Linked DNA regions of Homo sapiens: regions 2, 3 and 4 are each linked to region 1. The links are chromatin loops, found by intact Hi-C in ENCODE. Cell type or tissue: Calu3. All regions are shown on one strand. Region 1 has its middle 74 kb from the start of ENOX2. Region 2 has its middle 130 kb from the start of OR13H1. Region 3 has its middle 91 kb from the start of OR13H1. Region 4 overlaps LOC102723546 (a long non-coding RNA gene).

What was found. Hi-C counts contacts between places; a loop is a spot of excess contacts. Peaks named below come from ENCODE experiments on the same cell type or tissue, not always from the same donor. Only the 100,000 strongest peaks of a DNase experiment are listed, where the experiment ranks them.
Region 2: it touches region 1 in a loop (21-fold over the local background); 28 of 110 quality-filtered maps call a loop at or near these places.
Region 3: it touches region 1 in a loop (13-fold over the local background); 63 of 110 quality-filtered maps call a loop at or near these places.
Region 4: a loop joins it to region 1, with 2.8 times the contacts of the local background. A loop is called at or near these places in 4 of 110 quality-filtered maps.

The regions. Positions count from the first base shown.
Region 1 is chrX:130,973,015-130,981,014 of GRCh38, forward strand. No RefSeq gene overlaps it. Among named protein-coding and RNA genes, the nearest start is that of ENOX2, 74 kb to the left of the region's middle. In Calu3, no CTCF peak of the experiment used is centred here; a DNase peak (open chromatin) is centred at 3,107.
Region 2 is chrX:131,674,453-131,682,452 of GRCh38, forward strand. No RefSeq gene overlaps it. Among named protein-coding and RNA genes, the nearest start is that of OR13H1, 130 kb to the left of the region's middle. RefSeq lists a silencer at 1,365-1,414. In Calu3, CTCF peaks have their summits at 1,370 (motif pointing left) and 3,420 (motif pointing left); a DNase peak (open chromatin) is centred at 3,409.
Region 3 is chrX:131,630,594-131,638,593 of GRCh38, forward strand. No RefSeq gene overlaps it. Among named protein-coding and RNA genes, the nearest start is that of OR13H1, 91 kb to the left of the region's middle. In Calu3, a CTCF peak has its summit at 3,091 (motif pointing left); a DNase peak (open chromatin) is centred at 3,118.
Region 4 is chrX:131,361,279-131,369,278 of GRCh38, forward strand. LOC102723546 (a long non-coding RNA gene) reads right to left here. Exons shown (of 4, transcript XR_938590.3): 3 at 7,674-7,774; 4 at 1-3,648. Among named protein-coding and RNA genes, the nearest start is that of IGSF1, 76 kb to the left of the region's middle. In Calu3, no CTCF peak of the experiment used is centred here; no DNase peak of the experiment used is centred here.

The sequences.
Region 1 (8,000 bases):
ATGACAATTCTTTGGGAATAATTATTGGAAAGAGTTCCAGCTCCTTTCGGCTCTCTCTGGTGTCTGTCAGGATGTTGGTTTTCACCATGAATGCAGATTATGATTTTTCAAGCCTACTGTTGTGCTAGAGTGTAGGGAATTGGACTAGGACAAGTAAAAACACCACAATCTCACTCTTCTTACTGAGATTCAGCCATTTTTCTTGAATAAATGCACCTCAGATTGCTGGAAACTCTTGGATAATTTCTAGAGTTCTGAAAAATTTGCTTCTGACAATTTTTGCTAGTTTTCCCATTACTTTTATGGAGAAGAGGAGTTTTGGAGATTCCTACTCTGCAATTTTTCCCCTTTACTTTTTCAAACATGGTTTCCTTTAGTTCTTTAAACACATTTCTGATGGCAGCTTTAGAATCTTTGTCAAATCCAACATCTGGGCCCACTCACAGATTGTTTCTGTTGCCTGCTTTTGTTCCATACATATGATTGACTTTCTTCTGTTTCTTTAGTTGTCTCCTATTTATTTTTTGTTGAAAATTGGGCATTTTAGGTAACATCTTGCAGCAACTAGATATTGATTTCCCTTCTCTCTCTCCGAGGCTTCTTTTTGCCATTATTTGCTTGTTTAGTGACTTGATTAAACTATTTTAGTGAAATCAATTTCTCCCTCAGTGTGAAGTCTTCAGTGTTGATCTTCAGAGAGCACAGCCTTGGGCACGTGCACCATCACCCTAGGATGCCAGTGGTTTTATTGCAGCTCTCTTTCTCCATCTCTCTGTCAAGCTATGTGCATTGTTTGGAATCATACCCAGCTGCGAAGTTTCACTACTTGCTGGGTGATTGCTTTATTGTTTTTGACAAAGTCCTGGGATATAAATTGTTTCACAGATAAATCCAATTAAATCTAGGACCCTTTTCACAGATAGTACTTGAGGCAAGTCTTTGAGGTTTGTTCAGATCTCAGGAGGGTTCATCTTTGCTGTCTCCTTCTCTGGTTCTCTCTGGTGAGCTAGTTTGCCTATGTTTTAAGTGGTTGATCTTAATTAAGAGAATTCTCAGCCTCTTCTTAATTGCTTACCACCAAATATCCATTGTTTTTGAAAGTGCCCTTAGGTTTGAACTTCTCCAGTCTGTTTCAAATAAAGTTATTTACTTTAGGGAGAGCTTCAGAGCTGTCTGTCCTTATGACCTGCCTCTGCTGCTGAGCCAAAATCTGTGAGCCACAACTCCAGAGCTGGGTGCAAGGACAGTGGCCCACTTTTCTTGGAATGATATTCATGCTTTATGACGAGGCTGTTTGGCAGGGGCAGTAGACTCAGGTTTTCTCAGCTTGGCTCTCCCAGAATTGAACCTCTGCCCTATGAGTGAGATGGGGCAAGGACAATTAGTGCCTCAGTATTCTTATCCTTTCATACCTGGGGGTAGAGCCTCTGCCCTATGATTGTGTCTGGGTGGAGAAAGGAATACATCAGCATTTTTCTTGGCTACACTCATCTCTGCAACTCATGGTGAAGTGGTGGGGGGTGATGATAAATACTGGTGGCTTGCCCTCCTGTGAGATATTGAGTCACTTGACCGGGAGCTGAAGGGAGAGGAAGCCTTGTCATCTTGGCCTTATGTACCCAGAATGAAGTTTCTTTCATGCTTAGCTGGGGAGGGGAGATGGAAGGAATGGGTTATGGCTCAAGTGCAACAAACTCTTACTGTTCTTGTCAAGATTTAGTAGATTTTCTTAAATAAATATTTCCTCACTTGCAGTCTTGCCTTAGGACAATTTTGAGAGACTTTTAAATGGTTGTTCGTTTTTAAAATAACTTTTATCAGTTATACTTGTTTTACTCGCAAGTGAATATCTTCATTGTCATATACTTTTTTGATGCCTGCTTTTCTCTATAGCCTGAGGAAGATTCTGAATTCCAGAAAATCACCATTTGCAGTTGTCAATGCTATAATACATTGTGCCTGTATAATATCATCCCTAGACAAAGTTCCCAAATAGATATTAAGTTCTTAGAGGAGAAGGACTGGATTTAATACAACCATGACACCCTGTATACTTAATGGGCCCAAAGAATTCATCTAAAGAATGATGCACAAATAGATAACTATAGCTTCTATTTAAAAATGACCTCAACAATGGAGCATAACTCCCACCCCTTAAGTCTAGGCACTGTGTAGTAACTTTCCATTCATTATGGAAAGGGGAGAAAGAGCAACCTTACAATGGACAAACTTGACAAACATTATCTCAAGCTAGTTGATCAAGGTTAACAACAATAGTGACATGTTATATTAATAGTGTATACTCGTGATATGATGTGAATGAGAATGTCGCTTGACCTCTGAGGTCCTCCTGCCAAAAACACATTACCCCAGTTTGGTCATGAAAAAAATATCAGACAAGTCTCAATTGAGGGACATTCTGCAAAATACCTAACCATCACTACTCAAAACTTGTAAGGTCATCAAAAACAAGAAGTGACTAAAAAAACCATCACAGCCAAGAGGAACTTAAGGAGATATTATGGTCAAATGTGATGTGGTATCCTGGATTGGATCCTGGAACTGAAAAAGGACAGTAGGTAAAAACTAAGGAAATATAAATTAAGCATGGACTTTAGTTAATTATAATGCATTATTAATATCAGTTCACTAATTATGACAAATGTACCATACTAATGTAAGATGTTAATAATAGGGGAAACAGGATGTTGGGTATATGGGAGCTCCTTATACTATCTTACCAGCTTTTACCAAAAACAGTTCTAGAATAAAAATAGTTTATTTGGAAAAACCAAAAACAAAACAACAAACCTCTACTACAATGAGGCAGGCTTTGTGCTGAGCAGAAAAATACTCAGTCGACCTGAGAGTCTGTTTTTCTTGAGATCCCTTGTGGAGTGGGGCCCATGGAGACCCAGAGAAAAAGGTAGCTAGGGTAGAATCAGAACTCTGTGTTTTTTTGGCCCAATAGTTTCTTTCCTATGAATCTCTCTTAAGGAAACAGCCAGATGAATACACAAAAATGTCCATGCCAAGTATGGTTACTGCAGAGTGAAATACTGCAACATCCTAAATGTCCACACTGGGGCGGTATCTCACTATGTTTGTTCTATAGAGCATCAGTCCAATAAAATGCTCCGCATATACAAACAGGAAACGCTGCGTGCTATATTCCCGTCGAGAGTCCAATATACATTAGTGTAATAAGGCTCTGAGATGAGTCATGCTAAAAAAAATGTAAAGTTCTGTTAGAAACAGGGTTTGAAACTCACAACTATGGATCATTTTTTATACTTTTTTTTTTTTTAAACAAACGCTACTAATGTCTTCACACTTTGTAAATTGTTACACTAAAGGTTGGGTTATATAGATTATGAAATATGTTTCTATTGGAATATTATATAGCAATTAGTGAAATCATACTTTTATAGGACTAATGAATTGAGAAAAGTCACAATTTTAAATAAGGAAAACGAGATACACATTTGTATATACAATATAATCTTAATTATTTAATGTTTTCTGTACATAAGAAAAGGACAATTAAAAACTACAAATGGTTATCGCTGGGTTGTGTAGTTACAGGTGATTTTAAATTTCTTCTTTATAGTCCTTTAATTTCATAGTGGTCTACAAAGTAAATATATTATTTAAATAATCAGAAAAGAAAACACATCATAAAGCAATATTTTGTAAGCTAAATCATTCCTACCCCTCATGCACTCTAAACTTATTTGCTTTTTGTTATAAAAAAGTATTTGTCAGAATTTTTTTGAAAAAGCCAGATTATATAAGCTCGGGAAAGGGAACGGCAGAATGTCTTAGATGGGCTTGATTTAACTAGTGGAGCATTATAAAAATAGAGCATTTCTCTCTTATGGCCAGCAAGGAGATGGCCACAGTAACCTGAAGGAACGAGCAGTCCAGGCTGCTAAACTGTTGCTATTTTTTGGCTAATGCTGGACTGTGATGCCCTTCTTTGGCTAAAGCTGTACTGTACCATCTGAGATGGCATTTCCTTACAGATAAATGTTCTTCTTCTTGATTAAGGAATGAACACACAAGGCTTCAGCCTAATTCCCCATGTCAAAATGACCTCCAGAGGACAGATACTTCATCTTCTTGTTTGTGTGCAGGAATTCCTTTCAGGTTCCTCCTATGAGACTCCTACACTAATGCAAAAATTTCTGCTCTTTCTCAGGTGGCTGGAAGGGGAAGGGCTGAGCTGGCCACTTTCAGTGCCTCTCTGTGCAGAAACTCTGTGGCACTTACCAATGTCTGGCTGGCCTGGGATTGAGCACTAGCATGTGCAGGGTAGGAATTGCTGGATAAATAACCTGAAATGCATTTTCGGGTAATCAGTTTCATTCGTAGAAACTGCATTCAGCCAATTTGCAATGTTATATGATATCATATGATATGGTATGACATGTCTGAGAATAAAGTGCAAGATGCTGGAGAATGAGGGAAGCTCAGTAATAATCCTAGTTTTGCTACCAATTCTTTGTGTGATCTTTGACCATTGCTTCCCCTCACTGGGCCTCAGTTCCGCCAAATATAAAACAAGTGGTCGGTCTATGAAATTGGTTTCCTGATTCAGCTATAATAAAACTTAAACTCCTTTACATGAACCCCAGGGCCTTGCATGATCAGGCCTCTTGTCTCCCTCTTTGCCTTCATCACCCACTAGTTTCTCCCTTACACTATTCCAACCATACCTCAGGACCTTTGCACTATCTCTTTCCTCTGCCTGGAAGACTATCTCCCAATATCTGTCTCTGGTTTTGTACCTGGGTGTTAGCTAAATGTCACCTCCTAATAAAGGCCTTCCCTGACTAGCTGCTATAGTTATGGATTGTTTGTCCCCACCAAAACTCACATTGAAATTTGATACCCAAAGAGGCAGAGTTGAGAGGTGGGGCCTAGAGGGAGGTGTGTGGGTCGTGGCGGCAGATCTCTCATGAATGGCTTAGTGTTGTTTTCACAGTAGTGAGTGAGTTCTTGCTCTTGCAAGACTGTATTAGTTCCCACAGGAATGGATTAGTTTCCCCAAGAGTGGATTGTTGTAAAGCCTGGATGCCCTTCAGGTTTTCCCTCTCATGTCTGCTTCCCCTTTGACCTTCCCAACCATGTTATGACATAGCATGCAAGGTATTGCTAGAAGCCAGGGTCATGCCTTTGAACTACCCAGCCTGCAGAACTGTGAGATAACTGAACCTCTTTTCTTTATAAATTACCCAATCTAAGGTATTATGGTACAGTAACGCTAAATGGACTAAGACACCACCTTATGGAATGGTGCCCTGTGCCTTTTCCCCCATTACTCTCTTTCCTATTACCTTGTTTCATTTCCTTCCTGGAAATCATTACTTTAATATTTGTCTTATTTATTTTATTGCTGGCCTATTTACTGTTTGTCTTCCCCCACTAGACTCTGTAGGGAATCTTGTTGATTTTATTCATTTCTACATCCTTTCTGACTAGAAAGATGACTGGCACAGAGTAGGTAATTGATAGATCTATGTGGAATGATTGAGGAGGCACCTGACATTTGCTTACTTAACAAACACTCTGTGCCAATCTTTCTATACTGCTTTGCAAATTTCAATTTATTTAATTTTCATAACATTCCTATATATGAGGTAGACACTACTATTTTTCCCACTTTAGAGATAAGGAAACTGAGGCAGAGAGAAGCTAAGTAATTTGCCCACGGTTATACTGTAGTTTACATTAATTGTGTCTTCTAATCCTACCAACAATCCTACAAAGTACATATTATTTTTACTTCATTTTATAGACAAGAAAACCAAGACTTAGAAAAGTGAAGCAACTGGGTAGGTGACAAAGAAGTTGCTTGAATCCAGAGTGTCTGACTCCAGAACGCTGCTTACTCAAGACTGTCACATAACTGACCTATGTGATCTTTCTTTTTTAAAATATGTTTTTATTTCAATAACTTTTGTGGCACAAGTGGTTTTGGGTTGCAAGAATGAGTTATATAGTGGTGAATTGTGAGATTTTAGTGCACTCGTCACCCAAGTAGCGTACATTGTACCCAATATGTGGTTTTTTATCTTCGCCCCCACTCTCCCCCTTCTGAGTCTCCAAAGTCCATTATACCACTCTGTGTGCCTTTATGTATCCATAGCTTAGCTCCTACTTATAAGTGAGAACATGCGGTAACTGGCTTTCTATTCCTAAGTTACTTCACTTAGAATAATGGCCTCCAGTTCCATCCAAGTTGCTACAAAAGACATTACTTTTGTTCCTTTCTAAGGCTGAGTAGTATTCCATGGTGTATATATACCACATTTTCTTTATCCACTCAATGATTGATAGGCACTTAGGTTGGTTCCATATCTTTGCAATTGTGAATTAGGCTGCAATAAATATACATGTGCAGGTGTCTTTCTATACAAGGCCTGAAGGTTAGATAAGGCAGATATTGGGTCCACAGAGGTCATGTAGCAGACAGAGCTGTATTGAGTTGAGAGGCTGGTTTTCAGGGAAACTGTGGTTATGGGAGGGGGAGCCCTTTTGCCCACCTCACCCAGAGTACATGCTGGAGTGGGCTGGGCCTCTTTCCAAAGCTGGCTACATCCTGCCTCCCACTGGAGACAGTTCCGTTAAGGGGCCAGGCCAAAGGGACGTTGCTAGGGCCGAAGGAGCCTAAGTCCCAGAAAGAATTGTTGAGACACCCTGAAACCTTCTCTGCTCCAGGGACAACCATGACCACTCTCAGCTTGTACATCCAGCTGGAGAAACATCATAGAGGCCTAGGAAAGGTACAGGAGAGATCCAGAGGTAAGGCCAATGGCTGGGATTGCAGTGTGTCTGCTCTAGACACACTGACAAACTAGAATCATTGGCCACTCTGGAAAAACTTATAACTGCACAGATAACAAAAAGATAACTCCACCCACTGAGCAGACCCATGGACTGGTCTGGATGGTCAGGCTAGACCCTGGCCAGCCCAAACAAGCCACATAGTCTAGAGAATGTATTTTCTATCTGTTTATCTTCCCTTTTCCCCCATTGTTCTGCACAGGACCACCACACTGCATAAATCCAGAGTATGTCATTTCATTTCATAGTATATGTAAATACTGCCCCTGGAGTTGTGAGTAATGTGTATGGTGGTTCTGGTGCTACAGTTCACTTGTGTGTCTTTCTGTGAGTCCATTCTTATTTATCATGTTCAGCTACAGTGGCTACCTCCCTCAAACCAGTGGTGTGCAGTGGCAAATGGGCATATGAAAAGTTGCTCAACATCAGCTGGGTGTGGTGGCTCACGCCTGTAATCCCAGCACTTTGGGAGGACGAGGCAGGCAGATCACTTGAGGTCAGGAGTTTGAGACCAGCCTCGCCAACATGGCGAAACCGCATCTCTACTGAAAATACAAAAATTAGCCTGCCACGGTGGCAGGCGCCTGTGAACCCAGCTACTTGGGAGGCTGAGGCAGGAGAATCGCTTGAACTCGGGAGGCAGAGGTTGCAGTGAGCCAAGATCGGACCACTGCTCAACATCATTGATCACTGGAGCAATGGAAATCAAAACTACAATGAGATGTCATCTCACCCCAGTTAAAATGGCTTATATCCAAAAGACAGGCAGTAACAAATGCTGACGAGGATGTGGATAAAACGGAACCTTTGTACACTGTTGGTGGGAATGAAAATTAGCACAGCCACTGTGTAGAACAGTTTGGAGGTTCCTCAGAAAACTAAGCCTAGAGCGACAATATGATTCAGCAATCCCACTGCTGGGTATGCACCCAAAAGAAAGGAATTCAGTATATTGAAGAGATATCTGCACTCCTATGTTTGTTGCAGCACTGTTTACAGTAGCTAATATTTGGAAGCAACCTAAGTGTCCATCAACAATGAATGGATAAAGAAAATGTGGCACATATACACAATAAAGTACTATTCAGCCATAAAAAAAATGAGATCCTATCATTTGCAACAACATGGGTAGAACTAGAGATCATAATGTT
Region 2 (8,000 bases), 700 kb after region 1:
ATGAGTTGTACTGGCTAATATATACAAATGTACTGGGTCTCCAATAGTTAAAGAGAATAGTACTAAGCATTGCAAAAGTCCTTACTTTTAACGTTAAAGATCCTTCACCTCCCTCGGTAACCCTAGAGCAGAAGCTTTTGAAATTACCCTTTGTAATCCTCTTAGCAGGATTTACTAACATTTAAATCTATTACCTATATCCTTTAGTTGAACTGTTTAAGCTCACTGAAAGTGTTATTATTTTTCACTCAGGCAACTTAATGGAATGGGCCAGAATTAAAATCATCGTCACAACTTGAAAATGTGAATGTCACATCCTGAAAATTACCATCTTTCATATAAACGAACAGTCGTGCAAACGTTGACTAAACTTCTAATATGTACTAGGCACTGTGCCTATCCAGATGGAAACAAAATAAACTCCATGTGCATGAGGATGCTCTTTAACTCACCATTGTTTACACATAAATTAGCACTATGCTTGGCAAGTTGGAGACACTCAAAAATACTGACAGAATATATAAGTAAAATATGACAAATGCATTGTCCCTGCCCTTGAAAATATTGCAGTATACAATATTTGAGACACACGAGAACCTATCTTGAGCCCATGGGCAAGCTCATGCTCCACAGTTGTGCATGAGCATGTGTGGAGCTGCAAGTCCACCTCAGGAAAGCTAATTAGTATAATGGGATGTGGAGAGCATGCGGTCATGATGGAACATGTTAAGGGACACGTTCTTTTTAAGGGTTTTTTTTGTTTTGTTTTGTTTTGTTTTTGACGGAGTCTCACTCATTCGCCCAGGCTGGAGTGCAATGGTGCGATCTCGGCTCACTGCAACCTCTGCCTCCAGGGTTCAAGTGATTCTCCTGCCTCAGCCTCCCAGTAGCTGGGATTACAGGCACCCTCCACCACACCCAGCTAATTTTTTTGAATTTGTAGTAGAGACTGGGTTTCACCATGTTGGCCAGGTGGGCCTTGAACCCCTGACCTCAAAAGATTCACCCGCCTCGGCCTCACAAAGTGCAGGGATTACAGGCATGAGCCACCGTGCCCAGCCCGGGATTTCATTTCTTTAGTTTGTCCCTTTTGAGAAAAAAAATCAGGTTGTGGGATGTGGAAGCTGCTCATTTGTGAAGAGTTCAGATCTTGCATCTTGTAGTTTGAGTCATTCTGTGAACTCTGTCACTCAGAGGGAGATCCTAGCACAGGGCCATGACATAGTAGGTGCTTTGTATGTATAGTGGAGTGAGGAAAATTGAGTTAAATGAAATAGCTGCCCTCAAACTCAGGAGTCAAAGAGGAAACGTCCAGGCAAGCTCTCTATCACCATCTTGTGGTCTCTACCAGCATCTTATGCTTGTACAGTACACCCAACCCCACATTACAGAGGGGAAAAGAGGTTTGGTAATAGTGTGGGGGCAGAAAAGGTCAGAAATGTTCTCTAAGGGCAGGACTGGCTCCCACTTTGGTGAATCTACCCAAGATTTGGTGGGTACACTGACCCACAAGCAAGGGCCTTAGGAGTCCATTCTCTGTTTACAAAGGCACATCTCTGGGATGGAGGTAGGCTGAAAAAGTGACTTATTCTGAGATATCTAGGTCATCCCAGGACTAGAAGAACACAGTCCAGGAAAGTTCCTGGCATGTCTTCCCAATGGCAAAGCTAAGCAACTGGGGTGAAGGTGAGAAATTGAGTGCCACATCACAACTGTGTGAAAACAAAAGGAGGCTCCTGATCTGAAAACGGCAAGATTAGGAGAACATGTGGTCCTGGTCCTGAAACAAAAGGGACATATTGTATAAAGACTTGTTATCTCAATCCTGGAATGTTACATTTGCCCCACCTATTCATACACCTCAAAAAGACAGGGATGATATATTACATTTTGTTTATCCATTTATCAGCCATAAAAAGGAAGGAAGAAAAAATATTGATACATGCGATTACATAAGTGGACCTTGAAAACATCATGCTAAGTGGAAGAACTTAGAAACAAACTGCTACGTACTGTATGATTCCATTTAAGTGAAATACACAGAATAGGTAAATTCATAAACACAGAAAATAGTGGTTGTCAGGGGCTGGGAGTAGGAGTCGGGAATGAGCAATAACTGTTTGATGGGTATGAAGTTTTCTTTTGAGGTGATGAAAATGTTCTGGAATGAGATAATGGTGATTGTTGCAAAGCTTTGTGAATATACTAAAAAAAACACTAAATTGTGCAGTCTAAAAGGGTGAACATTATCATATGTGATTTAGATGTCAATTTTTGGAAAAGATAAAAAAGAAAATGTAAGACAGATACAGGAAGGAAATTCCGGAGCAACATGAATATTGTGCACAATTCTCTGTGGCAGGTGAGCCATTGGGAAACCATGGAGCCTGTCACTAGTCATTATCAAGTAGTATCATATACTTGAGTGGGCACAAGATTTCCTAGGGAAAGCTTAGCTAGTGTCACCTGGGCAGCATTTTCTGCGTGGTATCTGATTCTGTGCTCCCAGGATCAAAGATTTATGCCAGAGGGGAAAGTTTTTGACCATGAATTGAGGGATTAGCTTCTACTGTCCCAGTTCCAGGAGAACACTACAACTCCAGAAATATACTGTTAAGGCCTATCTCAACCAGTGCATAGTAATAAAATCAACACTAAGACTTTGTAGAAAACTCAGACCAAAAAGCAGTTACCAACTGCCAGACATAGTTGATGACACCAGAGATACAGTCCATAGTCAAAACCTAGGAGCTCAAGATGGGAAATGCCAAGAAAAACAGATAATGATTGAGGCCTTACTCTGCAGGCCAAGATGACAAATTAGAATAGCTAACATACATTGGGTGCTTGGTTATGTGCCAGGCATTGTCATAAGTGTTTTAGAGATATTCATTTATTTCAGCCTCACAATAACCTCATGACATAGGTACGCTATGACAATCCTCATTGAGTACGTAAGGAAACCTGAGCAGAGAGAGGTTAACTAACTAGCTCAAAGTCAAACCGCTACTAAGATGTGACACCAGTCCTCAGCTAAGCCTACAGTACTGTTAGTTGTTGGCATCAATTATGCTGAGGTCAAAAGAGCAGCTGAACCCCCAGTCCCCTACCACGTGGGGAGGGAGGCAGTAGGTACAAGAAACACGGGGACAGCCAAAGACAGCGACATCCCCAGCGCCTATGCTATCCATGTTATTAGTGGAAATGCTCAGTCACACTGTGCGATCTGGAAAGGGAGAGGACTGTAAAGGGAGGAGTATCCCAGGTGGCAGCAGAAAGTAGTTTCCAGCCTTCATTCCTTCTCACATTCCTGTGAGAGATATGGGGGCGCTGGTTGGTCCTGGGCCCTAATTTCACCCATTGAACAGGAAAAACAGCCCTGAAGAGGTGACGGGTGCTGCCAAGACCTCTTTCGCCATCTCGTGGCCACTGGGACGTATGACACCCGACGCAGAACCTGCCAGGGGGGAAACTCCCAGGTGGGAGGCTGAGAGATGTGGGGAGCAGGGGCTCCTAACCCGGGGCTTGGTAGGGGAGGGGAGGGGAGGGGAGGTTCTGAGAAAGCAAAACTCCTAGAATCCTCTGTATCAGCAATTCTAGTGCATTTTCCCGCAGCTGCCATAAGATCCGCAGTGGGTTTTGGAACACACACAATGTAAGGGCCACAGCTGGAGGGTTGGGAAGTGGTGGCAAGAGAAGCCTGCTCCTGTTGCGGGTGGCTCTGGCTGAGGGAACTCCACCCACGAGAACTTCTTGGTGGAGTTTAGGCCGTCTTGGCATGGAGAGGACAGGGGCGGCCCCTTCCCTGAGAGAATCCTGTTGAGCCCCTTACCTTTTGTTGGCCATCAGGGCCTGGCCTGGGGCCCCCGGAGTCCTCCTTCTGCCCAGTAGCCTGGGTTCCCTCTGAGACCAGGCCCAGCCCATCATGCTCTCCTTTCTGCCCTCTGGAGTAAGGCCCCGGTAGCCTGCCTGCTCCCCTCTCCATAGCTGCCACCTCCTACTCCACCCTGTGGGTTCAGCTGTCCCTCAGGAACATGGCTGCGAAGGGGGCCACAGCCAGCCCAGCTCCTCCCTTGCCTGGGACCCAGATGGCCGGCCCTGACCCTTCCTGATCATAAAGGCTTCACTGCGCTCCTGCTCTGGCAGGGAGGCATTCAGGGCACACACAGCCAACTGACACCTCCGGGGTCACAAACAGCAAAAATCCTTCCAGAGGGCTCACAGTCACCACCACTGGCCTACAGGTTCCTCCCGCCTTTTGACTCAGAGATGCCATGTGTAATCTCTCTATATGTCAGAATAGCAGCCCCCCCACTTTGTTCCTGACCCCAATCCATCCTACTATGCACTGCTTATCTGAAGCAATATGTATTCCTTCTCGGCACAACCCTTATCCTCACACTTGCTTCCACCTCTCCTTCCACCCCTAACTTGACCTCTATCCCTGATTCCAACCTAATCCCTTACCCTATGTAAAATCGGTGCTTCCTATTATCAAGGAAATGAAAAACAGACATCTTCAACCCTCACAAAATTCCCAATCCATCCCGTCCCTAACTATGATCCTAACACTCAGAATAATTGCAAAAATCCTGCATTGTGGACACACCTGACCCTCGCTCACCCCATCTCTGACTCTCACTTGATCCCTGACTGCTACCAAGACCCCTTTCACCTATAGATCACTCTTTTTCTACATTCACGTGATTGCCAAAGCACACATCCCTGGTTTCATCCTGTCATTGGTCCTGACCATCTTTAACTGTCAGCAACTAGTAGACACACACCTAATCCTTTATCCTTTTTAATGCCAATGATTATGTGCTTATCAAGTAACATAAGTAATATTCCCAAACTTTAATCCGTCCCTAACCATCATCCTATTTAAAATTATTCTTTTTATTAAGTTATGGGGACACAACTTTGTTCCATAAATGGAAACAAGAAAAAAATCATCATTTTAGGAGAATGAGATGAGAGTTGAGGTTGTTTGTTTGTTTTTGAGATGGAGTTTCACTCTGTCGCCCAGGCTGGAGTGCAATGGCGTGATCTAGGCTCACTGCGACCTCCGCCTCCCCTCCCAGGTTCAAGCAATTCTCCTGCCTCAGCCTCCCCAGTAGGTGGGATTATAGGCACCCACCACCACGCCCGGCTAATTTTTATATTTTTAGTAGAGGTAGGGTTTCTCCATGTTGGCCAGGCTGGTCTGAAACTCCTGACCTCAGGTGATCCGCCAGCCTGGGCCTCTCAAAGTGCTGGAATTACAGGCATGAGCCACCATGCCCGGCCGAGAGTAGAAATTTTAATGAATGAGAGAGACAGAGAGAGTATGTGTAGGGGAGTTCCCGCTTTCTTCCTCTCTCCTCCTTTCTCTACCGCCCAACTCATCCTCACCTTCTCTGCGAATTCTAACTGTCCTTTGTCATTTAGCACCCTCATCTTCCAAAGTCTGGCTGCAGAGGAGGTACAATAGCCACTCCCCACTCCCGCCCCCCTTTGAGACCCCAGATGGCCAGCACCTAGAAAGTTCTTATTTTGAGAATGTGACTATTGACCCTGCAGGACAACATTCTGAGCATAAAAGCACTATCAGATGCAGAAAAAAGGGTTTAAAAGAACCTAACAGAGGTCGCAAAACCAACATCTTGGGTCATAGGTTCCGTAGTTTCCAACTTCATTTTGATGGCAGGATAGTCCTGACCCAAAATCCCAGTGGTCTCTCGCATGCTCCTCTATTTCCCCTCCTCTCACCTTGCTGTCTTTTAAGAAATCAAGACTGGAAGATACATAGTAGTGAGAAGATGTCCAGGAGGTGCCCCCTTGATTCTGCGGTCTGGGAGGTCCTCCAGAAAGGGTGAACCTTCGTGCCCACCCACGCACCCCGGCTCCAACCCCATTTCCTAGGCCTCTGCCTTTCACTGAGGAATGATTTCCACTGGTTTCCTGTAAGGCCATGTCGCAGATACGGTTAGAACTTGTGTCTGGATCTCATTCTACTCTGCTTCTGGGGCCTGGCCTGACATGAAATGCTAATCTGGTCCGGCTTATGTTTATGTCAGTGAAGCCATCCTCATGAAGAGGACGTGCACATTAGACCACAGTGGGGTTTCTAGAACATGTCCTGTCCCTACATAGGAGAAACTATGGGTCAAGGTATCTTTGGTCCTAGATGCAGAGAATAGCAGACTCTTTCTGTAAAAGGCCTGATGGTGAATGATTTAAGCTACGCAAGCCACAGGTGGCCTCGGTCACATAGCCTCCATTTTTTCAAGCAAAGCTTTAAAAATGTAAAAATCACTCTTAGCTTTCAGGCCTTACAAATACAAGTCACTGGCCACATCTGTTCTGTGAGTTAGCTTGCCAACCCCTGGCTAGACATTCATTCTCACCTCTCAAATCCATCAAAGCCCTCCCTCCTCTCCTGGGCTTTCCATAGCACAAGTGCAGGTTTATAATGAATTTCCTCACCATGAGTACCTGAAAAGAGACTATGGAATTGAGTTTTGTGTACACTGTGAGGGAGAAGTAAAGTTTCATTTGCACGCACGGATGCCCAGTAATCCCAAGACCACTCATTGAAAACTCAGTCATTCCCCCACAGAATTGAAATGCTGCAGCTGTCATATATCACATGTTTTATTTTAAAAGCTATGGCTTTCTCATCAGTGACTATGGAGGCTACAGGACAGTGTCACGTCCTCTTGAAAGTGCTGATGGGAAAAAAAATCAACCCAGAGTTCTCCATCCTTGAAAATATCTTCACAGATGAAGGTGAAATAAATGTTTTCAGACAAAAGACAACTAAGATTCTTTGTCACTGGTAGGCATACAATAAAATAAATGCTATAGGACATTCTTCAGGTTGAAGAAAACTACATCAGGGGAAAATACAGATCTTCCAGAGCCAGAACATGTTCCAGAGTAAAGAACATCAGAAATGTTCAGTGTCTGAGAATGTACAAAAAAAATTTTCACTTAGTTCCTTTAAAATATACTTGAATGCTTAAAGCAAAAGTTCTAACATCATTTTGCTGTGTTTATAATGTATGTACATAAATTACAAATGACAATAATAGTATAAAGGACACTAAGGAATAGTAAAAGTATGTATATTGTTATAAAGATTTTACATTCTGTATGAGGTGGTAGAATAAAACTCTAAGTACATTATAAAAAGTTAAGGACACATTTCACCATGTTGGCCAGGATGGTCTCGATCTCCTGACCTTGTGATATGCCCACCTTGGCCGCCCAAATTCCTGGGATTACAGGGGTGAGCCACCGGGTCTGGCCAGCTTCCCTACTTTATGAGGTTTTGGGACTCGGAATGGCTTCCTGGCTCCTCAGCTTGCAGATGGCCTATTGTGGCACTTCACCTTGTGACCGTGTGAGCCAATTCTCTTAATAAACTCCCCTTCATATATTCATCTATCCTGTTAGTTCTGTCCCACTAAAGAACCCTGACTAATAGATATGCCACATTTTGTTTATTCACACACCTGGCAATGGAAGTTTGGATTTTTTTCCAGATCGAGGCTGCAATAAATAATGCTACTACAAATATTTGTGTATGTCTTTGTGCAGACATATATTTTCATTTCCCTTGGATAGTGTCACATTTAGAATGTGTCCCCCAAAATTCATATGTTGAAACGTAATCAATAGTATGATAGTATTGAGAGGTGGGGCCTTTAGGAAATAATTAAGTCACAAAAGAAGAGCCCCAGGGACAGAATTAGGGCCTTTATGAAATGATTTGAGGGAATGGGTTCATCCCTTCCTGTTGCTTCCACCATGTGAGGACACAGCATTTATCCCTTCCAGAAGATGCAGCAACAAGGCAACAGCTTGGAAGGTGAGAGACTGGACCCTCGCCTGATACCAAACCTGCCAGTATCTTGATCTGGAACTTTCCAGCCTCCAAAACTGTGAGAAATAAATTTCTATTGCTTATAAATTACCCAGTCTGTGGTATTTTGTTATAGAAGCGTGAGTGGCTT
Region 3 (8,000 bases), 660 kb after region 1:
TGTAGTATTAAAAGAAACTATTTAGTAATTTTAATACATCTCTGTAAACACACGTAATTCCACAAGGCTACTCTCAGAGGCAAGGACGGGAAGCCGTAGCAAGGAATGTCTCTATTCTAGTCCTAAGAAGATTTGTGTCGCTTTCCCATAACCTCAAGTGTTTACTTGCTCTTGTAATAAATCAGGCCTAGACTATCACTGCCTAACAATTTTCCAGTACGCGTCACTTTCATTTCAGCTCCTGCTAGTGTACCATGCAAAGCACCTGTGCATAGTAATTAATTTTAAGCATTTATGCATGCTAGTAAACAATTCTAGCACAACTTTGTGGTTGTGTTTCACTATTAAATTAGCCCTTTTTGTTTTGCTGAAGTCCACATGTGTGTTTATGTATGCATGTGTTTACATGTATCTGTGTAAACAATAAGTAACAAGCAAAAACAAGCCAGTGTCCTACAGGAACGAGAGCAGTGAGTTTTTTACTATGTGTACCTGTTTACCCTCACTCCAGGCTAAATTGTGTGCCCCTGTGTTTTAAAGTTAAATAACTATAACTACCTATGAAATCACATAGCACTTCCACTTTAGGATTATCAAACGTCTGCTAGCATTTTCTTAATATATTCGATGCAGTAGCTGGATCCCAGGAATTCACCTATGAACACTGAAAGATTACTTCTGATGGCAGACATGAAATTAGTTGCTCCAATTTTTGAACTAGATGGAACCAACTGGAATAGACTACAGGGTGAGAATATACATGTGAGTTTGAGTGAATATGTCATTTAAACCTAATTTTTGTCTCATTTTCAGGCAGTTATATAGAATTTCGCTTAAGAAATACTGGAACATAACTGGGACCTTGAAGAAACTAAAGGGTTTGACAGCATAATTGAAATGGCAAAGTCTGCTTTCATCTTTAGTTTCTCTAGTGAAAGAAGTGACTCTATGTCTCCCTGAAAGCCCAAATTGGAGAACAACTAGGTCCCCCAGAACTGGTCCAGAAAATTAGGGATAAAGAAGTGCCATTTTTCAGTCCTACATCACCATTATTCAATTTCTAGTGGTTAGACAAAGTGTACCCAGCATGGAATTTTGAAAGGCAGGCAGATGAGCCTCCTCCACAGCTTTTTGTTGGTCTACCTCTCGTCTTCTAAAGAATAGTGTGCTGGGGGAAGTAGCTAAAAATGAAAAACATTGAACAAAGGGTCACAAGTTACAATTGTATTAAAGACTTTGAGTCAGATAAGGCCACTTTGAGTCAGATAAGGCCAAGTACTAGCTGGAAACAAAGAAAGTAAGAGACTGACAACATGAGCAGTTTACCATGACCTTCTACTTAGACTCTGGGATAAGGTCTCTGTGACGGGTACTCACTGAAAATTGAGAGACAAAGAAGTAAACAGTTATAATTTGGGGTGGAAAATGCTGTGAAGGAGGTAAATGCAGGATTCTACAGGATTACATTGACACCTACCACCAACTTAAAGAATAACGGTAAGCAGGGAGGGCTTCTTTTAAGATACGACATCTGAAATGAGTTTCTAAAGACAAATAGGATTTTTCCTGATGAAGCAGTCATTGCAGGCATTACACCTGGAGAGAAAATATTCTGTCCAAAGGCATGAAGGTATGAAAGAGGAGAAGCATGTGCTAACTGCAAGTAGCTCTGTTTGGCTGGACTGTAAGGTCTGAAGTGGTGAGGAAGAGATGGAAAGATAGGGAGGATAGTGCATAGGAAGGTAACAGGCTGCAGCAGTGAGCCAGAGCCGGATCATGAAAGGCCTTCTGTGACACTATACTGGGAGCTGCGTATAGGCCATGACTCTTAATAGCTAAGCTTCATGGGAACAGAAACTATGTATATTTCATTTGTGGGTTCATCCCCAATTTCTCTAACATTGTACATAGCACAAAATAGAGGTCCCAATAGCAGCATGAATGAATTCCATGCCAAAGCATTTAAACATCATCCTGAAGGCTAAGAAGATCATTCAATGGTTTCAAGCATCTAGGGACATCGCTAGATTTCAATTTTATATAGGCTGTGGTTGAAGGGTGGAGAATAAATGGGAGGGGTTAACACTGGATGTGAGAAGCAGGTCTATAAGGCTATTGTAGTAATCCAGGCGAGAGAAGATGGTGGGCAGGGATGGGGGATTTGGAAAATTGGGTAAATTTAGGAGGCATTTAGCAAATTGCATTAACAGGACAGGGTAACTGATGAGAAAGAAGATGGAAAGAAGAATGTGTCAAAGATGATACTACCAGTTTGATGATTTGAACAACAAGGTGGTACTATTTACTGAAATTGGGAATATTGGTAAATGAGTGAGTTTGTGAGGCAGAGAAGGGTATCATTGGTGGGGCTATGGCATCGGAAAGGGGTGTGGGAAAATTGGAGGCAAGGAGAGTAAGGAAAATATCAGTTTCATTTTGGAAACATTGAGTTTAAGGCATCTGAAGGATATTCAGATTACTGTGTATTCAGTACCCAGTTGACTATATATCTGAGGCTCAGAAGAAAAATCTGGAAATATAGATACGGGAGTTGCATATAGATAGCAGTTGAAAGTATATGTCCCTTTTGGTTGGCTCCTTTTTTGTTGCTGTTGTTTGTTTTGAGAAGAAGTCTCACTCTGTCACCCAGGCTGGAGTGCAGTGGTGCGATCTTGGTTCACTGCATCCTCCGCCTCCCAGGTTCAAGTGATTCTCCTGCCTCAGCCCTCCAAGTAGCTGGGATTACAGGCGCGCACCACTACGCTCGGTTAATTTTTGTATTTTTAGTAGAGACGAAGTTTCGCCATTTTAGCCAGGTTGGTCTCGAACTCCTATTCTCCTCCCAAAGTGCTCAGATTACAGGGGTGAGCCACTGCGCCTGGCCTGGTTGGCTCCCTTAATGACTCCTTTTATACCCCGGCCCAGTGAGCTCTGCCTAAAAGCTAATTCACCACAACTTGAATTCCTAATGAGTATTTAATCTTCTTCCTAATGTCTTGTAACCCAGCCCAGGCCCCAGCGGTACCATCTAATGAATCCCTCAGGAGACTAAGATTCCACATCCTAAAGTTAGTGCCGCTTGTAGCCACAGCTCTCAGCTTCTAACAGCACAAGGGTGCCCTCTAGTGTTCAGCATGATGCATACAGGGGCACAGAGAACTCTGAATTGTGAACCTCGCCTTTCAACCAGGATCACTGCCCTGCCACCTTCACTTCTGGGGAAATTCACTAGCCACATACAACCTCAAATTTGGAGGGACTCTAAGTACTTCAGATTCTAGCAGGGCATGAAGAGAGTCAGGCAAGCCGTACTCTCTTAAGGCAATGTATTTTTTCAGTTGCCCATCACAGTTAGGGAGTAGCCTGTAGTGTCATCTCTTGAGTAGAACCGTCTAGGTTCTCAGTAAGCCTCAGGGGGAAAACTACAAGATAGATTGGTCAGAGTTATACTATTATTTCAGAAATAATAAGCCACAGAGTGTAGATACATATGTGTCTACCAAACTAGAGAAACACAAGGACCCATGCCACAGGCCTCCTGGTTGCACTAGTCTCTTAATATATCCTACAGCAGGGTTAACCACTTTGTCCACAGGTGCCACTCCCATCACTAGAAACTTTTGTATACTAACCAGGGAGCCAGGGTGAAAGTGGAAGGATCATCTTTTACCCTTACCTACAAAGGGCTGTGGGAAGGGCAGTACATCATAAGGAATTCTGGGTGGTACACTCACCTTTACACTAGTGAAGAGATCCCCTTGTTCATATAGCAGATTAGGAAGAATAGAGATCCTCCTATAGGATCGGTGTGCTCATGAGATAACATGCAATAGGAATCGGCGTGCTCATGAGATGAGATAACATGCAACAAAACCCCAGTATTACTACTGTGTTACTGCTTCTACTCAACCCTCTACAGAGTGGAGATCCAAGTGCCTACCTCACTATAGCCTAAGAAAACCTATGCCCTAAAAAAGAACAAAATCATGTCCTTTGCAGCAACATGGATGCGGCTGGAGGCCATCAGCCTAAGTGAATTAATGTGGGAACAGAAAACCAAATACCGCATGTTCTCACTTATAAGTGGGAGCTATGCATTGGCTATACATGCACACAAAGATGGGAACAATAGATACTGGGGATCCCAAAGTGGGGGGAAGGGAGGGGGCAGGGGTTGAAAAACTACCTATTGGGTGCTATGTTCACTACTTGGGTGAAGAGATCATTAGAAGCCCAAACCTCAGCATCACGCAATATACCCATGTAACAAACCTGCACATGTACCCCCTGAATCTAAAATAAAATGTTTTTAGAAAAGAAGAAAAAAGAAAACCTATGCTTTTCATCTTATTTTGCAACTCTGCCTTAAGTTCTAATATGGCCCTCCACCATCTGTCATTTCCTTACCTAGGATTCCAAACAAATATGCCAATTACCAGAAGACATTTTCAGAACTGAAGGCAGAACTGAAAGTATGATTAACCTGAGTATGATGTCAAGCACTTGAATTGTTTCGCTAAGGCTAAGGTCAAGTCCTTTCAACAATATGTAGATAATAACTATGGCAAACTTACATCATGTCCCAGTACTAGACATATTTATTTATGAAATGGCTGCCTATTCCAATCATTACCTCAGCATCACAACAATAAAACTTTGCCCATACCTATTGACTCAGGGCCTCCCAGATCATCATGGCAAACCATAAGTTTGTTTTTAATCATTTTTGGAGTTTGTTTGCATATAATAACATTTACCCATTTTGAATGGACTTTATAATAAGCACTGACAAATTTATATACCTCCTGGAAATAACAACTGCCATACTCAAAATACAAAACACTGTCATCACCTCCTCCCAAAATTCACTTCTGCCCATCCCAGTCACCCAGAGACCCACTTCAAGCCTAAGGCAAGCAGTATTTTTTATTTTGTCATCAAGAATAGATTTGCCATTCCTGAAGTTTCATATAAACAGAAGTATACATGATATCCTCTTTTGTGTCTATCTTAATTTAACAAAATGTTCTTGAATTTCATGTTCAAGTTAAAGTTATATCCCACTGTGGTTTTAATTTGAATTTCCCAAATGACTGATGACGTTGAGCATCTTCTCATGCTCTCAGTGCACATTTCTATTTTTTTTTTTTTTTTGAAATTTTGAACCATTGTTTTTATGAAATGGATTTGTCTACAGCATGAATGAGACTGATGTGTGGAAGATGGTAGCTCACATGTGCCACAAGCAATATTTTTTTGCTGTTTGTCTTATTCAGTACCCTATATATTTTCAGAAACAGATGAATTAAATCCCATATGACCTCATCATGAAATCATGGTATCCTTTTTTTTTTTTTTGAGACAGAGTTACTCTCTTGTCACCCAGGCTGGAGTGCAATGGCGCGATCTTGGCTCACTGCAACCTCCACCTCCTGGGTTCAAGCAATTCTCCTGCCTCAGCCCCCCAAGTAGCTGGGATTACAGGTGCCCGCCACCATACCCGGCTAGTTTTTGTATTTTTAGTAGAGACGGGGTTTCACCATGTTGGCCAGGCTGGTCACAAACTCCTGACTTCAGGTGATCCACCCACCTCGGCCTCCCAAAGTGCTGGGATTACAGGCATGAACCACTGTGCCCGGCCAATGATATCCTATATTCTATTCCTTATAATGAGATTACAGAGTTTCCTGGCCACTTGATATAGCACCACTTTTGGAATAACCCTGCAAAAGGCCTACTTAAAAGTTGAAAGATAGAATTATTGGACCATGTTCTATATATTCCATATGATGAAGGCACATAATTGCCTATTATGCATCAATCACATTAAACTTAGGAACACTCCAGGTAAATGAAGTTTGTCCTGAGATTTCTGGCATTTATCAGGTTCTACCCACAGTTCATTACTTATGTTATTTTTCTAGTTAGCCTGATAACTGATTTCAAGAAAGGGACAGAATTTGTTTCATTGGCAATTTTACTTACTGGGCTGTAGGTTTGTGAAATAGTGATCCTCTCAGCCCTTAGAACGGCCATGAAGACCTATGGCATTCAGAGCATGGGGTAAGTTGCCTTCAACTTTGAATAATCTTGCCCATTTCCTTAGTATACCATGTACACACCATTTTCTATAAGTGTTAAAACATGAAATTTTGGGGAGCACTAATTTAGTCCTCTGTCATAGATGTAGCCATCCAGCACATGAAGGTACTATTTTCTACCCTAATTCTCTCTCCTACACCTAATCCTCCCTGGCCCTAAAACCAGCCTACTCCAACCTAGCAAATTCTTTATTTATTTAGTTTTTTTTTACTATTATACTTTTTAAGTTCTGGGATATATGTGCAGAATGTGCAGGTTTGTTACATAGCTATACATGTGCCATGGTGGTTTGCTTCACCCATCAACCCGTCATCTACATTAGATATTTCTCCTAATGCTATCCCTCCCCTTGCCCCCACCCCCTGACAGGCCCCAGTGTGTGACGTTCCCCTCCCTGTGCCCATATGTTCTCATTGTTCAACTCCCACTTATGAGTGACAACATGCAGTGTTTGGTTTTCTGTTCCTGTGTTAGTTTGCTGAGAATGATGGTTTCCGGCTTCATCCATGTCCCTGCAAAGGACATGGACACGTTCTTTTTTATGGCTACATAGTATTCCATGATGTATATGTGCCACATTTTCTTTATCCAGTAAAATATTGATGAGCATTTGAGTTGGTTCCAAGTCTTTGCTATTGTGAATAGTGCTGCAATAAATAGACGTGTACATGTGTCTTTATAGTAGAATGATTTATAATCCTCTGGGTATATATGCAGTAATGGGATTGCTGGGTCAAATGGTACTTCTAGTTCTAGATTTTTTTTTTTTGAGATGGAGTCTTGTTCTGTCACCAGGCTGGAGTGCAGTGGCGGATCACTGCTCACTGCAACCTCCGCCACCCAGGTTCAAGTGATTCTCCTGCCTCAGCCTCCCAAGTAGCTGGGACTACAGGCATGCGCCACCATGCCCAGCTAATTTTTGTATTTTTAGTAGAGATGAGGTTTCACCATGTTAGCCAGGATGGTCTCTTGACCTTGTAATCCACCCACCTCAGCCTCCCAAAGTGCTGGGATTACAGGCATGAGCCACCATGCCTTGCCTGTTTCCTGACTTTTTAACGATGGCCATTCTAACTGGCATAAGATGGTATCTCATTGTGATTTTGATTTGCATTTCTCTAATGACCAGTGATGATGAGCTTTTTTTCATATGTTTGTTGGCCGCATAAATGTCTTCTTTTGAAAAGTGCCTGTTCATGTCCTTTGCCCACTTTTTGATGGGGCTGTTTGGTTTTTTTCTTGTAAATTTGTTTAAGTTCCTTGTAGATTCTGGATATTAGCCCTTTGTCAGATGGATAGATTGCAAAAATTTTCTCCCATTCTGTAGGCTGCCTGTTCACTCTGATGATAGTTTCTTTTACTGTGCAGAAGCCCTTTAGTTTAATTAAATGCCATTTGTCAATTTTGGCTTTTGTTGCCATTGCTTTTGGTGTTTTAGTCATGAAGTCTCTGTCCATGCCTATGTCCTGAATGGTAATGCCTAGGTTTTCTTCTAGGGTTTTTGTGGTTTTAGGTCTTATGCTTAAATCTTCAATCCATCTTGAGTTAATTTTTGTATAAGGTGTAAGGAAGGGATCCAGTTTCAGTTTTCTGCATATGACTATCCTGTTTTCCCAATACCATTTATTAAATAGGGAATCCTTTCCCCATTGCTTGTTTTTGTCAGTTTTGTCAAAGATCAGTTGCCAACCTGGCAAATTCTTATACTGTGATGAAAAATGTCTCCAACTACATAGTGATGACCATCATATCCTCAGAAAATCCCTGATTTGGGGAACATCCACCTAAACACCTATTTGTTTAAGAAGTTAGCAAGACACAAAGTCAACCATATTTTATGGGAATGAGAATACTCACCACCAAGGCCTTCTTTGGGACTTAGAGGTGATACTACACTC
Region 4 (8,000 bases), 390 kb after region 1:
ACATATGTACATATATGCATCTTTCCTTATTAAAAAAGGGCATTCACCTGCACACCATTGTGAGTCTTTTAAAAATTTCAACAAATTAAATTGGGAAATAATTTTATTTCCACACATGTGGATCAGTTTTATTTTTTAATTGACAATATTATTTCAATATATGAATATGCACTAAATTTTTTATCCTATCTCTTATAATAGACATTTGCCTTAGTCCCATTTTTCATTAACACAAATAATACTGCAATGGACACCCTTATACTTGTATACATTTGCATACTGTGCAAGTATTTTCATAATATACATTTCTAGAATGGGAATTACTTAGTCAAGGATAAATACATTTTTCATATTAAAAGATACTGCAAAATCGTGCCCTCCAAAGACGTTGCACCAATTTATAATCTCATCTACAAGTTATGAAATGCCCATCTCTCTATCCCCATCAATACTACACATTATCTAGCTTTTAATCTTTTTCAATATAATGAAGGGAAATGATGTTTCATTATTGCTTTAACTTGCATTGCCTTAATCATCAGTGAGGTTAAGCCTCTTTTTCTGTGTGTTTATTAACTTGTATGGCTGTTTTTCAGTGAAATGTCCATTTATAGCCTTTACTCATTTTTCTATTCATGATTTTGCTTTTTTTCTATTGATTTGCAAGAGATTTTTACATATTAAATAACTTAGTCCACCCTGAGTGAGATAAATTGAAGATGTTCCCCTAAATTGCTTTTTGACTGCATTTATTATATTTTCTACATGAAAAAAGTTTTGAAAATTATATGTAGCTAGATTTATGAAATTTTTCTTTTTACTTCCTGGATTTTGCATCTTCCTTAGAAAAATCATTTTCACTTCAAGACTACATATAATTATTCCATGCTTTCTCTTGGTGTCTTTACAATTGCATTTTCCATTTGACTCCTTTATATTTCTAGAACTTATTTTGGGGTAAAGAATTGGGTAATCTCTATTCTGTGGTGTTAATTTATCTACTCACATACTAGAACCAAACTGTTTTAATCAGTATAGATTTATAATACCTTTTAATACGTGGTGGGTAAAGTTTCTCCCAACACACTCCTTCCCACCTCCCACCACTGACTTTTCGTTTTCAAAATGGTCCTGGCTAGTTTCACACTAAATTATGTATATATATATATATATAACATAATACATAATTATATATACGATAGAGGACACATTGATAACCAAAGTGATAGATGGCTGTGGTCTCAAGAGTGAGAGATGCTCCAGAACCTCCATTCTGAGAGGCACGCGCGCGTGCACACACACACACATACACACCACAAAACATACAAATAATGTATTTGAAAAATATAATAGTTTAGAGGTGAAGTCCTGGGAATACCCACAATGGATCAAGAATAGGGTTGCCAGATTTAGCAAATAAAAATACAGGATGTCTAGTTAAATGTGAATTTCAGATAAATAATTTTGGGGGTATAAGTATGTCTCAATTATTGCAGGGGGCATGCTTATGTAAAGACTATTTGTTGTTTATCTGAAATTTATGTTTTACTGGGTGTCCTCTGTTGTATAGGCAACCCTAACCAAGGGGAAAATGAAGAGTAGCTTAAAAGTACAAAGGAAAATTGTGTGCAATGATGAATTAACACATTATGGTCAGTGGGAAGCCCTTAATACAGGCACTTAGACATTGGCTTGAACAGAGAAATTACAATTCTGGGGTGTGAATTAAATAAGCTTGTTTTGTCTTCCCAGCTTTGGTTTGAAAAATGAAACCTCTTAAATAAAATGCAAGAGGCTCAATTGATTTGAAGGCTTTTTGGCTTTCTGGCTCCAGTTTAAAAGAAAAATCAGTTTAATAGAAATTGGAAATTAAGATTCTGTTTTATTTGTGCCATACTATGAAGACTTTTGATATATAGATTTTCTTTTTCAGATTAGTGTTTCAAGTTTAAATTATTGGGAAACTTCCCAAATTGATTTTTTCATTTGGGGTTGGTGGGGAAATGTCATTCTTATTAATCACTTTAGATAATAAGTCAAGTAGAATCCCTTATGATTTATTGTCTTTTATTTTTAAGTGACCAAGTGATTTGGATCTGAAATTAAAGACATTCTCTAATTCATGAATATTTGCTTACCTAATTCTTTCCTAAAAATTAACTTGACTTTTGGAGCAAGCTCCTGTGCTTGCTCCTGTGGCATATTAAGAAAAGCTTTGGCTCTGGAGTTAGAAAATCTGGATTCAAGTCCCAGATCTTTGTAGCTCCGTGCTGTAAATGTGTGGCAAGTGGCTCAATGTCTTTGACTCCTAGCTAGTTCATCTATAAAATGGGCGTAGTAATTCTTACTTCACAGGGTTGTTGTGAGAATTAAATGAGATATACAGGTAAAGTGCATGGCACTTTACAGGTATTTAATTATTATCAATTTTTTTGTAGATACTTACATATTGAAAAGTATATATATTTGCAAAATCATTTTCATTGATGCTTTTCTAGAGGGTGAAATTTTGTGTGCATTTGAGTTCTTTTTAAAGGCTGATGAGTTCTCTATTTCTATGAATATGGGAGAATGCTAGATAAATATAATATTGATATAATGTTGGTATGCTCAGTATGAAACAAAAGAACCCAAAATATACAACATGTATCAATGGGGTTCCTTATGGAAATTTACTGAATTGTAATAATAATGTTTGCCTTTCTGTTGGAAAGAATAAGATGCAAATAAAGTCCTTTTAACTGCCTATGGGCGGGATAAGCACCAGCTAGTCTTGGAGGGGTTGAGTCTTACGACTATTCTATGGTGCACCCTTTGAAATAAGCCTGTTCTTGGCCACATCAATTCACAGATGGAGGGTGTATGGTTTCTGCTATTTTTTTCCACTGGAAATTTGTCAAGGATTTGTTATATGCTGCGGAATGGTTAGATGTGGGAAAAAAAGCCCAAGCACCATGGCTGGCCCCAGGATTTTGGGACAGGTGTTGATAATCTGTAAGAGTAGGAAGGCTGCTGATGAGAGTGCGTGATATCCAAGAAACAACCAGAAAAAGGCAACTAGAGACAGGAGTTTGAATGTTCCATAGATCATCCCTTGTCCTTTTCTCCTTTATGGGCTCTCCTCACAATAATTGGTAGGAAGTTAGAAGACCTGGGTTCTAGTCATTAATTGTCTGTGAGTTCTGGAGCAAGTCATTTCAGTTTGCTGGACCTCATTTTTCTGATCTGTCCAACTGAGTTTGGGGGGAGGAGATGCCTCAAATATCTCCAAGCCTGGTGTGAGAATCAAATGTGAGAACAGACTTGAGTGTTCTTTGAAAAAGCACGCAGTGCTGTATGCAAATGCAAGTGTAGAGATTATTATTTATCATCATTTACAGTGAAAGCAAGGATAATGTGATAAGGACAAGCAATCGTTCTCTCTGGTTTAGATAGAGGAGAGTGGGAATGGCCTTAGGAAGCATCCAAACCTGGAATTTCTCAGGAGACTGAGAAAACAGCAAACTCCTCCTTCAACATCTCTTCTTCTCCCACTTTTATCCGGTCAGTTTCATGGCCCAGACCCAGTCAAGAACTCTTCTTCTCTGCTAGTGTTTCTCATAAGGGTATAGTTGTCTGCATACCAATAGCTGGATAAACACTAAAGCTCTGTTGAGAGGAAACGTGAGGGAAGTTTAAAACCATGAATAATATGGAGAAGATGAATATTAACTTTTACATTTAATTTAAAAGTAAAACTCTACTTCACAATTAAAAGAGAAATCTTAGGAGGAAACTTAGGATCCATGAAAGGAAAGTCGTGTCATCAGTCAAATGAAAAGCTTGGACCATCAGATTATTTTTAAAGGTCCCTTCCAGCTTTGACATTTTAACTGAGAGTTCTTGTGACAAAATCTCAGCTACCTTTCCAATACAATGTCCCTACTACTCCCAGCCTCTCGGTGTAAGCTAATTTTTCTGCCTTTCCTTCCTAGCCTGTCTCAGTTGCTCTTGGCACTACCTTCAAATGCAAACTCTATCCCCTTCTCCTTCACCTAGATAAAGCCTATCGAGCCTCCTTTGACACTGAGTTACCAATGATGAAAGGGGTAATTATTGACACAGCAATATGCTAGGTGTTTTATGTAATTTTTAACCCTCACATAAGCCTTTTGAAATGAACTTTAGTCTTCCCTGTTTATAGGAAACTGAAGCTCATAAAGTTTAAGTAACTTGCTGAAGATCACACAGCTAGTGCCAAAGTTAGGATTTGAATTAAAATCTGTCAGACTCCAGAGTTGGGCTGTCAAGTTCAAGACTCACCTCACCCAGCCCCAAAGACCTTCACTCTCCTCAGACAACTTCCAAGTCTTCAAACCAAGCCCTGCATTTAATGCTATCATGTCGTAGACTTACTTGATTTCATATCTTCTTTTCCCAATTCATTTTTTGGTTCCTCACGAGAAAGGACCATAGCAAATTCAACTCTCTATACTCAGTGGTTAGTTCTCTGACTTGCACACAGTAGGAGCTTAATAAATATTTGTTGATGAGTAGACATCACATTAATTTGCTGTTCAAAACCTGTGTTTGAGTATTAAATATGTTTTACCAGCGGAAGAAAACCATAGCTAAGGTAATTTGTGAGCCGAAGCCATTGTTACTTCTGTTGCTAAGGGAAGTCAGTTACCCTGGGATACTAATTAACTGCAGCTATTGTGGAAATTAAGCCAGCAGCCCCCAGCGAGTTCAGAGAGCTGATGGGAGGAGGGAATCTAGAAGGTGTCAAGTAAGAAAGTATATTTTCTGATTTGAAGAAAAGTGACCAAGGGAGGGGGTAGCTTGTACACTTTCAGCACCATCACACCTCTGTGAAGCCTATTTCTCTTCCTTAGTGGGCAAAGAGGTTGTTCTCTATAATTAGCTCAAACAGTCGAGGCAAGGTGAATAGACTGCCTGTGACTGAGACCTACACTTCAGGCTTTGCTAGCATTGAGAGATACGCATCTGAGGGGCTTTGACGTCAAAGTAGCTCCAAGGCTGAATGAAAAGTACCGAAGAGACTCTTGATGCTAAGTTAAGATTCCAGTTGAAATGATGAAGGGAAATGAAGAGATCAATAAAGAAAGGTAACAGACTCTACCTGGGGTGCTCGTTGCATTTAAAAGAATTATCTACTCTGCTGTCTAAATTGGAGTTCAACAGTTTTAATAAAGGGACTTATTTATGATTCTAGAAAAAGTCTGAACAGTGCACTTATTTATCTGCAACATAGCCAGAGCTCAAACTTGGACATAAGTTGCTCTAACAGACTAGTTCCACCTAGTGATAGTGTACCTAAATTGCAGTTTGTTTTTCTGAGAAAACGAAAACATGGCCTTTACAAGTGGTCACTGCAGCACTGAAGTCATGACTTTATTCAACAGCTGAGCACCAGCTTCGTGAGAAGCCCTGGGCTAGAGACACTGACGCGTGTCTGGGGAAGAGGGAGTGAGTGCTTTGCAGATTGGCTAAGCGAGGCAATAATAAAACTTCTGATTAACAGCAGGAGGTGAGAGCACCAAGCCTACAGGAAGCATATGAAATAATATTTAGAGACCAGGGCAGGTGGGATTAACTCTGTCTCTACTGACTCATGCTGTTGAGAGATCTGTATACGAACTCAAAACCTCCCTTCTGCATGACAGAAGGCCATGAAAGGGTGAGGAAGAAAATTCCAGGGAGGTTCTGACCAGAAGGACAAGAGGACACAATAAAATTCAGCAGCAACCTGGTACCCTTGTCTTTTCATGCAATAATTCTATAAGGAGATTATCCAACTTCACCAGAGCGACACTGAAATCTTCTTGGCTTTAGACTCACATATCCAAATGCCTACTTAGTTAAGCACCTTCCACTCTGAGCATCCAAAGCTATGAAAGCAACAGGTAGGCCAAAATACAGGTCTACAAGTCTGGCAAACCCTAATCAGCGCTGCCCTGCCCTAGGAATTAGTAGAGCAACCACACCCATCAATGCCAGAGATATGGCAGCAAGTGCTGAGCCTAAAATGTTCTGGTGAATCAAGCCATCTGTGATTCAGAGAAAAGCAAGTTTGATAGCACATCTTGTGGGCAGGTTTCATCAAGCTCACTGGCTTGCATGTGGAGCTGTTGCACCGATATTTGGGTAACAAGACCCTAAAAATACTCCCCAAAATTCACAAGCCTTTTATTCTATTGTGGATAGATGCAGCTCCACTTGAGGCACAGATGTTTACCCATCCACTATTCCCCACCTCCACATCACTCTCCTTTGCCCCACAGTTTGCTGCTCATGCCAAGACTCCACCTCCAACTCATCTCTGGGATAGCCAATGAGCACCTGGGGCCTTCGTGCTGTGTCCCAGGTTTTCTATCAAGGAACCAAGCTTCTAGTGACTACACAGATTTCAGAGTGAATCTTTTAGATTCCTCCTAGATTACAAAGGTTAGAGAATGAAGGAGTAAAGGCTTGGGAATCTGTATCTTAATGAAATCCCTACAGTTTGTTTTGATTCAGCAAATCGGCAGACAAGACTCCAGACTGGATTTTGTCCCAGCATTTCCATTTCCACCTCCTCTAAGAAGTTTCCCAGTGTTGTCAGCCCTCATTGATTTTCTCCTCCTTTTGAATTCATGTAACATAAAAGCAAAAATTGTTTGGGAGGCTGAGGTGGGTGGACCACCTGAGGTCAGGGATTCGAGGCCAGCCTGGCCAACATGGCGAAACCTCGTCTCTACTAAAAATACAAAAATTAGCTGGGCATGGTGGCGCATGCCTGTAATCCCAGCTACTCAGGAGGCTGAGGCAGGAGAATCGCTTGAACCCAGGAGGCAGAGGTTGCAGCAAGCCCAGCAGCCTGGGAGACAGACTGAAATTCCATCTCAAAAAAAAAAAAACAAAAAACAAGAATTGTGTGCTTTTAAAGGGCTCCCAAAAACCAATCAATACAAATGGTTACCTGGAGCAGGAATCCCCTTCACAAAACCCCAGTACATGCTTATCTAACACCTGCCTGGCCAGCCCTCCCCACTTTTTATAGAATATAGAACCCACCACCCACCAGGCAGCTATTTCAACCCCCATCACCTTTCTTAGGAACGCTAGTAGCCAGAAAAATCTCTTCCATCTCACTGATCCCAAATCTTCCCATGTTGCAGCCAGAAACCACCTGGGGGATTGGTAACATTTAAAAAAGAACTGTTTAAAACATTTGCAAAGTTTTCTGTTGTAAAAGTACTGTCCTTTGAAAGTGATGCTCTCTCTTTCAGAAAACAGTTCGTAGAGATTCTTTTGCTAAAGCAGTTTGTAGTTGCTCCCCTGGGTGTGTGTCTTCTATTAAGGCAATGATCTCAGAATTCTTGCTACAAAAGCCCAAACAAAATGCTAAATCCCTTCAAGCATCCCTGAACAGGCAGATATATTGGTGGTCAGCTGCTGAGGGCAGCTTGGAAACTAAAATCAATCTGCTTTAGCTTCTGTGCTTTAGCAGTATTTTCTTAAATTGCTCTTCGCTGTTGCTAGTTGCTTTAAGGCACCTTCTGTTGAAGGGAAAATTTGTGCAAGTAAGCCCCAAGAAACCCCTACCTAGTATGGAAGGCTGGAATCAAAAATTCATTTCAAAGGAGGAAATAGGGGAGAAATTTGTGAATGAAAATAATTCTCCCTTTTACCTTGCAAAAGTCACCAGGCAGAGTCTTCACTTAGGCTGGTATCAAATAATGATTCATTCATCAGGATTGAATTGAAAACTCTTGAGTGCCAGAAAGGATTCCTGAAAAAGGAAACGGACGGTGACTGCCATGTTTCATAACTCCGGTGGGTGCCACTTACAATTGGAGGGACATGGAGAAGGCTCCAAAGGATGGTTCCCTGGTAGCAAATAAAACAGGTGGCAAAGAGGAGGTCTAGCAAACATGTTGAAACCAGAGTAGGGCATGAATTTGCTCTGGATAATAAAATTAGGTAGCATTGAGGGTGCGGGTGTCTGTTTGGAGCTC